2 separate regions of the Mus musculus genome follow, and region 2 is linked to region 1. Evidence: chromatin contacts called from ENCODE Hi-C or POLR2A ChIA-PET data. All regions are on one chromosome and are shown on one strand. The core of a region is the stretch at or near the end of the contact, and the rest is flanking DNA. Distances in the headings are between cores, read along the strand shown. Region 1 holds the start of Mfn1 (mitofusin 1). Region 2 holds the start of Mrpl47 (mitochondrial ribosomal protein L47).

Region 1 (6,286 bases), core at 149-2,648:
AAGGCTAACTTGTTCTACATAGTGAGTTCCAGGACCCAGGACTGTCTATATAAAATGACACTGTCTCCAAAAAACAACCCAAAACAAAAATCTTCAAATTTAGGCAGAGTGAGAGCACAGATCTGAATTCTAGCACTTGGGAGGCTGTGACAGCGGGTTTGTGAGTTCTTTTTGTTGTTGTTTTGTTTTGTTTTGTTTTTTGTTGTTGTTTGTTTGTTTGTTTGTTTTTTTTGGAGACAGGGTTTCTCTGTATAGCTCTGGTTGTCTTGGAACTCACTTTGTAGATCAGGCTGGCCTCAAACTCAGAAATCTGCCTGTCTCTGCCTCTCGAGTGCTGGGATTAAAGGTGTGTGCCACCACGCCCAGCTCATGCTTGTTTTTTTAACTCATCCATTTTAGCACTGTCCTTCCTATGTGTCTTGGACAGTTTTTCTCCAGATATTCCCAGTAACAGTCCTGAAATGACCTGAGAAATGACATCCTTTCAGAAAACACATACCTCTTTGGCTCCACCTTGCTCATTTTTCTTCACTCTATCCTCTTGTCCTGATCTCCCCCCCCCCCCATAATAGCAGTCATAGTCTGAAATGATCTCATTCACTGTATTTATCCAACTTTTTTATCCAACTTTTATTTTTATTTATCCAACTTTTGCAGGTGCCCATCAATGTTTTAAGCACTTTACACCCTAACCCATTTACTTTCCCACAATTCATGAAGTAGGCATTTTTAGTATTTTATAGATGAGGTAGCTGCCATTCATATGGATAAAGGGGCTTCCCTGGCAAAAGCATCTCATTTGCTAACTCTGTAAAGAACCTCTCAGGACACATGCTGTGAAACCTCTCTTGGAAGGTGGAACATGTAGAGTCCTTGGGCTTCACCCTCGATCAATCAATCAATGGTTTAACAAGATTCCCAGGTGATTCCTAACAAAGTTTAAATCATGAACAATTAATTTTCTTGAGTAATACCTCTTACAGTAAGTAGACACACACAGCTCACTCCAGTAACCCCAGAAAACCAATCAAGACCAGAGCAATTGGAAAAGTCAAAGTTTTGACGACCCCCCCCCCCCCCCCCGCATGATAAACATCTATGTGGTTTTGGGGTACTTCTCCCCCTACACCCTCAGATAACCATGGACATCTTTTCACACTTGGCGCCTTTGAGCTTTGAAAACTCTGAAGGGAAAAACCAAGGGGAGGAGTTGGAAGGTGGAACAGAAAACAGCCCAGTGGTTAATAAGAACTCCTGCCCAAAACAAACCTCGCCTTCAGCCCTGAAGGAAAATGGCGCCCGCAATATATGCAGTTCTGGTCTCGAAGCGTCAGCCAATAGGAGATCCGAAGCGCCGGAAGTAGCCGCCCCTAGCCCCTCCTCTGGGCACCTCCCCTCTTTCGGGAGGATGAGACAGCCAGGGGGCTGTGGCGGAGCTGTGGTTGCTGGGTGACAGTGGGGAGCAGGGACGGAGTGAGTGTCCGCTGGCGGGTGGCGACGTCCGGGGTGACCTTCGAGCTCCGGACCGGCGCAGCGCGAGCGCCCTGACGGGCCGGGGCGGCGGGCCGGGCAAGGGCGACGGGCGGCCAGCCTGAGGGAAGGCCCTGTCCAGGTAGGAATCCACCCGGCTGGGCAGGCTCTCGGCCCACGCGGCTTCCTCTCCCCACGCACCTCCTCCGCGCCGTCAGTTCAGGATTCCGGAGGGAGCCACCCTCCTGGTGGCCACGGCGCTTCTTTTCACGCACACCAGCGTTAGCGTGTGCTTGTCTTTGGTGGCTTTTCATAGGAGCTTCCAGGTAGAACGTCTTTTACTTTAAATTCAACATTCCTTTAAGTTTGGGGACTTTGGCTTGAAGCCTTCCTTCATGCCTTCTTTAAGTCTTGACTCCGTAATTGTGACGAAAGCTGCTACCTTCTTGGTGTCTGTACTGCATTAAGACTTGGGCATTCTTTTATTTTCTTCGCTAACTGGGAAACTTAGTTTAGCTAAACTAGTTTCATCTTCACTCGAGGAAAATAAATTAGGGATTACAACCAAGATTTTTGTTACTAGCTTTTACCGATTTTACATTTATTTACATATCTACTCTTCCAGGATTGAAGATTGAGCCCCTCCCAGGTCTCCCATGCTAGGCAAATGCCATTGTATCCCTAAACCGGTTTCTAAACTGAGTGTCACTGAGAGACCCAGGCAAGCCTTGATCTCACTCTGTTGCCTCTTGTAGACTTGAATTTTCAGCTTTTCCTGTGTGACACTCCTGAGTAACTGAATTACAGGTAACATGACAGGAGGCAAATTTCTCTTTTTTTAATGGGAGATCACTCGAGAGTAATCTTTGGTTTCTGACTAACATGGTTTCTGTAAATAAATAAATAATACTAAAAAGTATTTTATCTATTTGGCCAGGTTAATTTTTTGCTATTAGGAAATTGAGGCATGAACTAGCAGGTATCAGACTAAGCATGATTTTAAATGTTTGCTCTGTTTTTAGATTTTTTAATGTGTATGTTTTTCTTCCATATACGGATGCATGTTTCACCACAGTTTCTGCGCAGTGCCCTTGAGGTCAGAATAGGGCATAAGATCCCCTGGAACTGGAGTTACAGGTGGTTGTGAGCTACCAATTTAAGTCCTTCTGAAGAGCAACAAGTGTTTTAAAGCACTGAGACATCTGCCTAGCCCTGGAGGCATGCACATTTCATTTCTTCTTTCTTCTTCTTCTTCTTCTTCTTCTTCTTCTTCTTCTTCTTCTTCTTCTTCTTCTTCTTCTTCTTCTTTTGTTTTTGTTTTTGTTTTTTATTTGTTTGATTTTGAGACAGGGTTTCCCTGTGTGTCCCTGACTGTCCTGGAACTTGCTCTGTAGACCAGGCTGGTCTTGAACTCACAGACATCCAGCTGTCTTTGAGTGCTGGGACTATGCGCCACCACTGCCCTGTTTTCATATGGTTTTTAAAATTATATTTAACTTATATGTGGAAGCGGTAGACTTTCACAGTTGGTGTTTGGAGGCAGAGAACAACTTGCTGGAGTTGGTTCTCTCCTTCAACCACTTGGTTTCTGGAGGATTGAACTTAGTCTCCTCCACCTGAACTGTTTTGAGAGATTTTGAGTTTTTCGTTTTGAACAAGGTTTACCAAGGCTGGCCTGCTTCAGCCTCCTCCTGGCTGGGATCACAGGTGTGTAACACCACACCTTTATCATTCAGCTTTTTTTTTTTTTTTTAAATGTGTACGGGTATTTTGATTGCATATATATGCAACCAAATTTTGGTGTACCATGTGTGTACCTGTGTCTGTGGAGGCCAGAGGAGGACATCAGAACCCCTGGAACTTGAGTCTTAAGACAGTTGTGAACTGCCATGTGGGTGCTGGGAATAGAACTGGGTCCTCTAGAAGAGCAGCCAGTTCTCTTTAACTGCTGAATCACGTCTTCAAGCCCCTCATTGTTAAGTTTAAGTAGAGCTTTGGAGATGAGGAAAGCCCTGCTATGTCGCATTGTCCAGGTAAAACTGGACTTCCTGGTGTGAGTGCACCCCCTGCCTCAGCCTGCCCCAGTAGCTGAGACTCCAGGCATTTGTCATCCACAGGCTAATTATTGCTTTTCTTTTTTTTCTTTTTTTTTTTTTTTCTTTTTTTGGTTTTTCGAGACAGGGTTTCTCTGTATAGCCCTGGCTGTCCTGGAACTCACTCTGTAGACCAGACTGGCCTCGAACTCAGAAATCCGCCTGCCTCTGCCTCCCAAGGGCTGGGATTAAAGGCATGCGCCACCACGCCCGGCTTAATTATTGCTTTTCTAACCTTTTTCTCAACCTAGGTGCATAATGGCAGAAACGGTATCTCCACTGAAGCACTTTGTGCTGGCAAAGAAAGCCATCACTGCAATCTTCGGCCAGTTACTGGAGTTTGTTACTGAGGGCTCACATTTTGTTGAAGGTGGGTACCTCTTAAACTAGTAAGGTTACTGTTGAAAGTGTACGCAGGTGCTTTATTATTTCCACTTCAGTTTTTTATTTTACCCTTTTGAGATCAGACTTGCCTTGAAATGGCTGTGTAGCTTCCAATGGCTTTAAACTCTGTTCCACTTGCCTCTGCATCCACACAGGTATGTGACCTGCTCAGGCTTAGTTGTGGAATTCACATTGTTCTGCATTCTGGGAACTATGCCATAGTGAGTGAAAACAATTTCACAGTTAAGAAAAGAGTAAGGTACTAGTCTGAGTGTTTTACAGTAGTAAAAATTCCTTTACTACTCCTAAGACTAGTTAGTAGGTAAGTGAAAGGCACTGTGAAGGCAAAGCAGCTTGCTCAAGGTCACAGAGCTGGGAAGCCGGCCTCTCCGTATGAAGCCATTACATGTCTCCACCCCAGTTTGTCAGTTCTCACGTGAGATGTAATTGCTTTGTGGGAGGATAAATGTTTACCTTCTGTCTATGTAACTGCTCAAAGGTATTCCCAATTGTCTTACCACAATATATTAATTTGGAGCGAGCCATTGGAATTTCTTTAGCTTTTAAGGATATCTGTCTGTTAAGTTTACAATGAAAAGTGAGGAATTCTCAGAGTATCTCCGGTGACCATGGGGAAGCATTTAATTTCGTCTTTGAAGAAAACATTACCCCTTGCTCCTATAAATCTCTGTCACTAGATTTTGAGCTTCTTAAGTAAGCCTGGAACTTTACGTATCTCCAATTCCAAATGTAACATAATTGAAGTTTCGTTGAGCGAAAAAATTACACAGTTTGTTTCCAGTTTGGGAAGAATGTGAGCTAACAGTGAATTGTGAAAAATATTGTTTCTTACACTTGATAGGGAGTAAAACTGAAGTTAAATTTAGTAATATCTTGTTTTGCATCCTGTCAGTTCTGGATCGAACAGTATGCTGGGAGCTAGTGCAAAGGCAGGACTTAGAATTTGAATTTACTTTGACTTATATTAAAACCTCAGTGGGGGGACGTCAGGGAGAGGGGGAGGCTAGGAAATAGGAGTGTAAATCACGAAGCATCAAATGGGAAACAGCTAGGACTGCGCACTTGAGGTAAGACTTTGCAGACTGCAGCCTTGCCTTGGAGATACAAGACTGGGGCATCAGGAGGTCAGGACCACCGCTGCAGAGAAGCTCAGTGCCAGTCTTTCTGCTGTTCAGAAGTTGCCCGTGTTTTATGACTGTTCTTGAAATGCAAAATGAGGCGTGAAAAGCTTAAGCTTAATCACTTGAGCACTGAGTTCGTTTGAAGAGTCTCAGGTTATAATGACCCAGAGTCTCCATGTCTTATCTTCAAAACGAGACAAAATGAGGCATTAGCTGTTTCTCTATTGCTGGAATGAGAAGAAAGTAACCTGAGGCTGTCCCTTTCAAACCACGGTCTTGGCACTCCTTCCATTGTTGGCTAGGTCATGTGGCCAGTGGCTCGGTTCTGATGAGTCCCGCTTCAGTCCATAAGTACCTTTCTACTTTTTCTTATTGACTGGACTTGTGTTTTTTTGTGTGGGAACCCACGTGTGAGGAGGCAGCAAGGCTTGCCTAGCTTACAGACTTACCCACCTTACTATCGGAGGAGTGGAGAACCGGCTCAGCACGTGGAAGTCCTTTCCAGCTTAAGATTGGGTGAAAAGCATAGATTCCAGTTTAAGATTGGGTGAAAAGCATAGATGGCTATTAGCTTATTTCTTCTTTAAAACTGCATTTGTGTTTCATATGCCTTGTACTTTTGAGTCCTACATAAATAAGTATTAAGTAACCCCTTTGACTGAGTCCTTGAATTTTTTATTTTGTTGTGTTTTTTGGTTTCATTTTTGTTTTTTGAGACAGGGTTTCTCCGTAGCGCTTACTGTCCAGGTACTCTTTGTAGATAAGGCTGGCCTTGAACTTAGAGAGATCCACCTTCCTTTGCCTCCTCACTTCTGGGACTTCAAGGTGTGCCACCACACCCAGCCCAGGCAGGATAATCCTTTCAGAGGGCATTTACTTTTAGACTAAATACATGTTGACATACACATTTAAAAACAAAAGAAGAAAAACTCCAAATACTCAGATACCATGAACATTTTTATTTTTCAATTGACCTGTTATATAGAACAACCCAAAATGTATACCTCTGTATAATTGGCAGGATTTATTTATATTACTTTATCTAATACCATTTCAATTTTGCAGCAACATACAGGAATCCAGAACTTGATCGAATAGCATCCGAGGATGATCTGGTGGAAATACAGGGCTACAGAAACAAGCTTGCTGTCATTGGGGAGGTGCTGTCTCGGAGACATATGAAGGTGGCATTTTTTG
Region 2 (6,247 bases), core at 1,666-4,165, 210 kb after region 1:
TATTTGTGTCAAATGCATTTTCTTTTCCTAATGTCACTTCAAACTATTTTTAATTATTATTAAAAAAAAAAAAAAAAGCCAACTAAAAGAAACCCAAGCCTCATGTTACTTAACACGTCCAAGCACCCCTCTTCTAAGAAGCCCACCAACCAGCCAAGGAAGTTTTACTTCAGTTACCTTTAAAATCCAAAGGAAATAATTTTACATTGGATAACCCCAGGATGATGGAGATCACAGACAATGACTATGACCATTCTATGTGTCTCACCAGATTTGACTTTTTCTTCCCCCCAATTCTTTGGGTCATCAAAAAATTCTTCCAGTCCTTTCCTTGACAACGTGGTATGAAGTAATTTACACTGGAGAAAAGATGTGACATGTGGTGTGTTCTTATGTAACAAACTAAGAGAAGACCTGCAACTGAACACAAGTAAAGAACAAAGTTTATAACGTTCAGTCTTTATTAGCAAGAAACATTTGTTTATTACAATGTCAAAAATTCTACACAGGATATTTACCCCAGTATTGGTAAGCTTTTTAAGTGCATGAGAAAGTATTTTTTATTGTACAGATGGCTACCCTATAGTTTCAGACAACAGATGTACATAATTATATATGTCTATCTTTTTACTGTTAGCGCATGTGTGTGTGAGTACGTGCTTTCACGTGCCATGACACACATGTAGCGGTCAGAAGACAACAGGAGTGCTGGTTCTCTTCCACCTCATGGAGGCACAGTCTTTCTCTTTTATGCTGCTGTGCTGAGTATTCAGGATAGCAGGCCTGAGAGCTTTTATGTTGCTGTGCTGAGTACTCAGGATAGCGGGCTTGAGAGCTTTTGAGTGCTTCCTCCTCCTCTCCCTCCCGTCTGGGCCCAGGAATTCGGGAATTGGATGGAGATGCGCCCAGTCACTGCGCCCAGTTTTTACTGCTTAGCTTCCTTGGCTCAAACCGAGGTCACCAGGCTTGAGTGGCAAGCACTTTTTACCTCCTGAGCCACCTTGCTGACCCCACAATTATATTTTAGAGTAACAGTTTTTAGGTGCTTCCTCCACTGTAGCAACTAAATTTATGAACAGATCAAAACCATTCTGAACGTCAATGTGGCAACATTCAAAAGGCTCAATGCTCTCTCCTTTAATCCCGGAGTTCTGTGTCTGGAAACTTTTACACAATAGACACAGACACAACAGGCAGGAGCTCACCGGTGAAGATATCTACAAAGGCATTAAATTTGGTATTAAAGAGTTACATTAGTTACATAAACATACCATGCTTTATAGCTGCATGAAAATCTTATGCATAATTATATATATATTTAGAAATTATGTTTCTAAGAGCACTTAATGAACTGATAAAATGATCTTAAAACACAATGTAAAATGTTTCACAAGTGCTGTCTTCCAAACCAAGAGTATTTGACTGGAGTTTATGTTTGTTTTCCTGTGTACTGAGGATTAAGCCCAGGGCCTCAGGCATGCTAGGTACTCTACCACTGAGCTATGTCCATGACTCCTGACTTGAAACTAATTATGAAGAAATAAACAAAGCAAAACAAAACAAAACAAAATCCTACCCCAAATTGCCAGTGTGATGACAAAGGAAAAAAGAAACACTGGACGAATGGCAACTATTGCACTAAATGATCCTTCACTGGATCCTGAAGCAAAGAATGGAACTGAATGGAGACAATGAAGCGGAAAGAAAAAAGGGAAGGGATTAGTAGAGCAAGTCCTATTTTTATTTTGGATTATATGCTAAATAATAACACTGTATTCCACAGTGTGACCACAGGGTCATACTTAGTAAGGCAATGTCCTTGGGTCTATGATTGAATTTTGACCTCTGTCCAACAGTGCAGAAAAAGAGCATAAATCCAGGGATCTTGAAAAATGTGACAACTGTCAATGACTGGCTACTATGGGTTAAGGGTATATTTTGACTATTACTCTAATAATGTTTCTGTTGTCCTGGGGAAATGATGGAAAATCAAGTGTATACCTGCAACATTAAAAAAGAAACGGCAATGTGTTCTATGAATGCATAACTGGTTTTACTGTCTTCAAAATATTTTGCCTCTTTTCTGAGTGATAGGTATTCATTTTTTACAAAACACACACACACACACACACACACACACATACTGAAATAATTTCATTAACAAATTTAAGGTTTATGTATCTGAATGTTTTCCCTGCATATATGTGCACCATGTGTGTGCCTGATACCGTCAGAGGTCAAGGAAGGCATCAGATCAAGATAATGGAAGACGAAATCATTTATTCAAGTTTGCCACCCTGATCAAATTACAACTCTGCAAGGTTTTAAAAAGCTAATTTGCAAAGTTAGTGTAATAATATAGAAGAGACTGCTTCCTTCAATTAATCTGCTCTCTACTATTTCTAAAACTCGGCTCCCTGTTGGCAAGTGTCAGTGAAGAGTAAGCTGTCATTCTCACACTCGCAGACGCAGCTTCTGTTGCCGTAGCTACGCTCATCACTTAACATCTGCCGGACAATCTGTGTACAAAGACGCCGAGGGAAGCCTTCCGTTCACAGCTCAGGACTCCTCGGAAACCTCCCTCCCAACCGACCCAGCCCCAGGACACTGCGAGTCCGAGGAAGCACCGAGCAGCGGATGCTCCCACCGCCCGCGGCGACAGAACGCAGGAGGACTAGTGCGCCAGGATAGGCGACTGCAAGGTCACGCTCTCTGCCTCCGCGGTGGCCTGTCTAGAGCTCTGTTGCATCCTGCAAGAAGCGCCCAAAGGCGGAGGCAGTCATTTCTTCTCTCACCACTTACCCCGAGTGAGCAGCGTCCTTGGGATTTACTAGGGAACAAGCTGCCTTCAGGAACGCTGAGGCTCTTCTACAAATACCCACTAGACTGGTCGCAGCCATGTTTCTAATGGAGACCCACAGTGTCGGTGTCCACGAGGTCACTTCCGCTGGCGGCGTGAGGCAAGTGAAGCAAACAGGAACAGGCTTTGCCCTTACTAAACATGGCCGCTCCCACGGCTCTCGCTTCAATCTCCCAAGTCTGCCATAGAGTTTACAGGGCTCTCTTTGGGCGCCCCACCTACAATGTCGTCACTTTTGTCCGCCAGCGCCTGCCTGTGAAGCTCGCAGGAACGGGCCGCTGCCCTCACTCAATATGGCCTCCTCTAGCGTTCGCCCTCACTGGTGGATTGTCCCTCCCGGCTCCCTTAGCCCTCCCCACTTCCTTCCGTGGCCGGTGTAGCCATGGCGGCCATGAGCCTGCTGCAGCGGGCTTCGGTCTCCGCGCTGACAGCGCTGTCTTGCCGCCGCGCTGGTCCTAGACTCGGAGTCGGAAGTTTTCTCACGCGGAGCTTTCCGAAGACTGTCGGTGGGTGGCGGCCTCGGAGACGCGGGTGAGAGGTGGGAGGGCTGTTTCCAGGTGACCTTGGGGACCTCCGAGGGAGAGAGCGGGGACAAAGTCGGCCTGGGGCTCTCGTGTGAAGAGCTGCTGCAGATCGGATGGCCTTGTTTAAGCTCAGCGTTTGCGAAGCGCCTTGCCACGCCATGCTGGGCGCTGCTCCCTCGCTGCCAGGCTAGGCAGGCATGGAGCTGCTGCCCGCGTCTCCAAGGGCAACTGCACACACTTCGTTGTTGAGACAGGGTCTCGGGGATCCGAGGCTGCACTTGTCCCGGCTCCCGAGGGCTGGGATTGCAGGCTTGCACTGCGTCGCTGGGCTCAGGGCAGAATCAGGGTGCGTGGCACCTGCAGCTGGTTCCAACCCGCAGATAGGAAGTTGCTGAGAAGCGCACTGAAGTGAAGGCTGTCATGGTGTTCCTAGGCACGAGTGTAAAAAGGCTCCAGGTGACAGGCCCGTTAGGCACGGTAATAACTGTGTCCGTGGACCTCACAACATCATAGAAGGCCACGAAAATATTTTATGTTTGTTTTTTTTTTTAAAAGACTAGTGCGAGTGAATGTGTAAAGTTGGGTTCAGCCCAGATTGTATCTGCTGTATGTTAATGCAGTCATGCTTTTCATATGACCTGCGGGTCGCGACCCCTTCATAGGGGTCACCTAAGACCGTAGGAAAACACAGATGTTCACATTGTGACCCATAACAGTAGCAAGATTACAGTTATGGAGTAGCAGTGAAAATAATTTTATAGTTGGAGGTCACAACACAAAGAACTGCATTAAAGGGTTGCAGCATTAGGAAGGTTGAGAACCACTGTTCTCTTAGAAAGGAGCCTAAGAGGGGTAAAGAGCTCAGGTCTCAGGACAGTCATAGAGAGGGCCTTGGTTAGAGATATACAATTTGCCTTGTCTAATATAGAGAAAGACACACACACAAATTGCCCTAAAGCCTATTATATTGAGGCAGTATGCATAGGGACCTTCTGGAACATGCTGGAAAGGATCAGTGCATTTAAAATACCCAGCAGGAATTTACACTGAAGGCAGACTCCATGTGCTGACACTTCTTGGTCATATCCTTTTGACATCACTTTTTTATTGTAAATATCCTCAGATACACAAGTAGAGATCCCTTGAACCCTTCCCCAGAAGTGCTGACTGTAGTCTAGCTGAGCTGAGCTGAGACTCCGTGGTCCCTCTCTTCCTGGACTATTTCTCACTCCTGCAGTTCCGAGAGAACCACGGGGAGCCGATGTCCTGTCCAGAGAGAACAGGGAGGGCCTACTCGAGGCTGTTCCAAGAGCGACTGTTTGACTGTCGCAGCTTTCACTGGCTTATGAGTCTGCCATTGCTCCCTGAAGGTTTTCCTCTCTTCCACCAGTTCCTTGGGCAGCCCAACAAGATGGCTAGGCCCCTCTCCCATCTTCTTTTTCTGGAGCTGGGCTGCCGAGATTCAAATCTTGGCTGCAGAATTTAAGAGCTCTATGACCTTGAGTCAACGCCTACTGGGAGCTAAAGTGGAAGGCACTTGGTCATGATCTTCATTTCCTTTTCCGGAAGATGACCATCTGATTGACGGAGATACCTTACAGAGTAGTTGTGAAGCCCTTTGAGTAGGAGACATTTTTAGCACCATGCACCTAAATTAGAAAATACACACAGCATTAAATTTACCCTTTATTTTATTTGCTTATTTCTTTGGTACTGCTGATGAAATACAAGTGCTTGCTTATTCTAGCCAGGTGAGGTCTTTCCTCTGGGCTACATCCCTAACCCTTCTTTTTGTCTTTACTCTTTAAAATTTTGAGTCAGAGTGTCATTGAGTTGCCCAAGCTGATCTTGAATAGACTCTGCATTGCGGGCTGGTTCTAACCTTCAATGCTCCTGCCACAGTCTTCCAAGAAGCTGGTAGGTTGTTGCTGAGCGTCTGAGAGGTGGAATTCCGGTCCAAGATCTTGTCATTGAAGAGGCCCTTGCAGGGCATCAGCCTCTCTTCTCTGCTTCCCAGTCACTAGAAGGTGGCAGTTTGTTCTAACACATACTTCCATCATGCTTTGCCACAGGCCCAAAGCAGCAAATCCTCCAACTTGCCGTGGCAGAAAACACTGAATCTCTTTCCATTCTAAAGCTAATATCCACAGATATTTCTCAGGGTAGAGGAGAGTGGATCAACAGATCTGTGATCACAGTACTGTGAACTCAGACGAGGAGTATAAATATAAAATGAATATGGCAATCATCTTAACATGGGAAAATGGCAGTAGTGTGTGGGCTTCCAGGTCTCCCTGGATATAGGGCTTTTGGGAGAACTAGGTGTTGAGAGAAGGAGAAGATGGTGATCATGGCTTAGTTGGGGTGGAGAAGGGGCCTTGACACAACTAAAGTGCCTGTGCATGTAGAGGTCAGAAGACATCTTGTGGGAATCAGCTCTTCTTCCACTGTGGGATCTGGGGATCAAATTCAGGTTATCAAGCCTTGAAACAAATGCACTTCCTTCCCAGGCCACCTCACTAGCCCTTTTTAGAATCATTTGCAGTTTGTCATTGATAAGTGATGAAAGACGGACAGATGCAAGGAAGTGGACTTAACTTTTTGGCCCAAGGAATTCAAATGATACTTTTAACTGAAAATTTAGAGGAAGATAATGAGTGAATGGCCAGCTTTTGATTGTTTGAAATACCAACAGAAAGCTGCTACCATTGTCTTGCTCAATCCTGGCATCAATGACAGTCAGGAAACTAAATAGCTTTCCTGAGTGACTTGCATATTTAAAATCATTTATTGGAGGGGGCTGGAGAGATGGCTCAGTGGCTAATCGTGCTTCCTGGTCCTCAGAAGACCTGGGTTGATTCCC

What was found. A loop is a pair of places that touch in the nucleus more often than their neighbours do. ChIA-PET counts read pairs that join two places held with the same protein, here RNA polymerase II (POLR2A).
Region 2: POLR2A ChIA-PET joins it to region 1 with 15 read pairs in Patski. The contact joins the promoter of Mrpl47 here to the promoter of Mfn1 in region 1. A Hi-C loop is called at or near these places in 1 of 37 maps with a recorded cell type or tissue (regulatory T cell). POLR2A ChIA-PET finds 5 or more read pairs at or near these places in 2 of 5 experiments (Patski and embryonic stem cell).

The regions. Positions count from the first base shown.
Region 1 is chr3:32,528,084-32,534,369 of GRCm38, forward strand. It overlaps Mfn1 (mitofusin 1), which reads left to right and starts at 1,399. Exons shown (of 18, transcript NM_024200.4): 1 at 1,399-1,612; 2 at 3,815-3,933; 3 at 6,155-6,286. The coding sequence starts at 3,822.
Region 2 is chr3:32,733,840-32,740,086 of GRCm38, forward strand. It overlaps Mrpl47 (mitochondrial ribosomal protein L47), which reads right to left and starts at 2,916. Exons shown (of 7, transcript NM_029017.2): 1 at 2,803-2,916; 2 at 269-420. The coding sequence starts at 2,900. It overlaps Ndufb5 (NADH:ubiquinone oxidoreductase subunit B5), which reads left to right and starts at 3,224. Exons shown (of 6, transcript NM_025316.2): 1 at 3,224-3,366. The coding sequence starts at 3,243.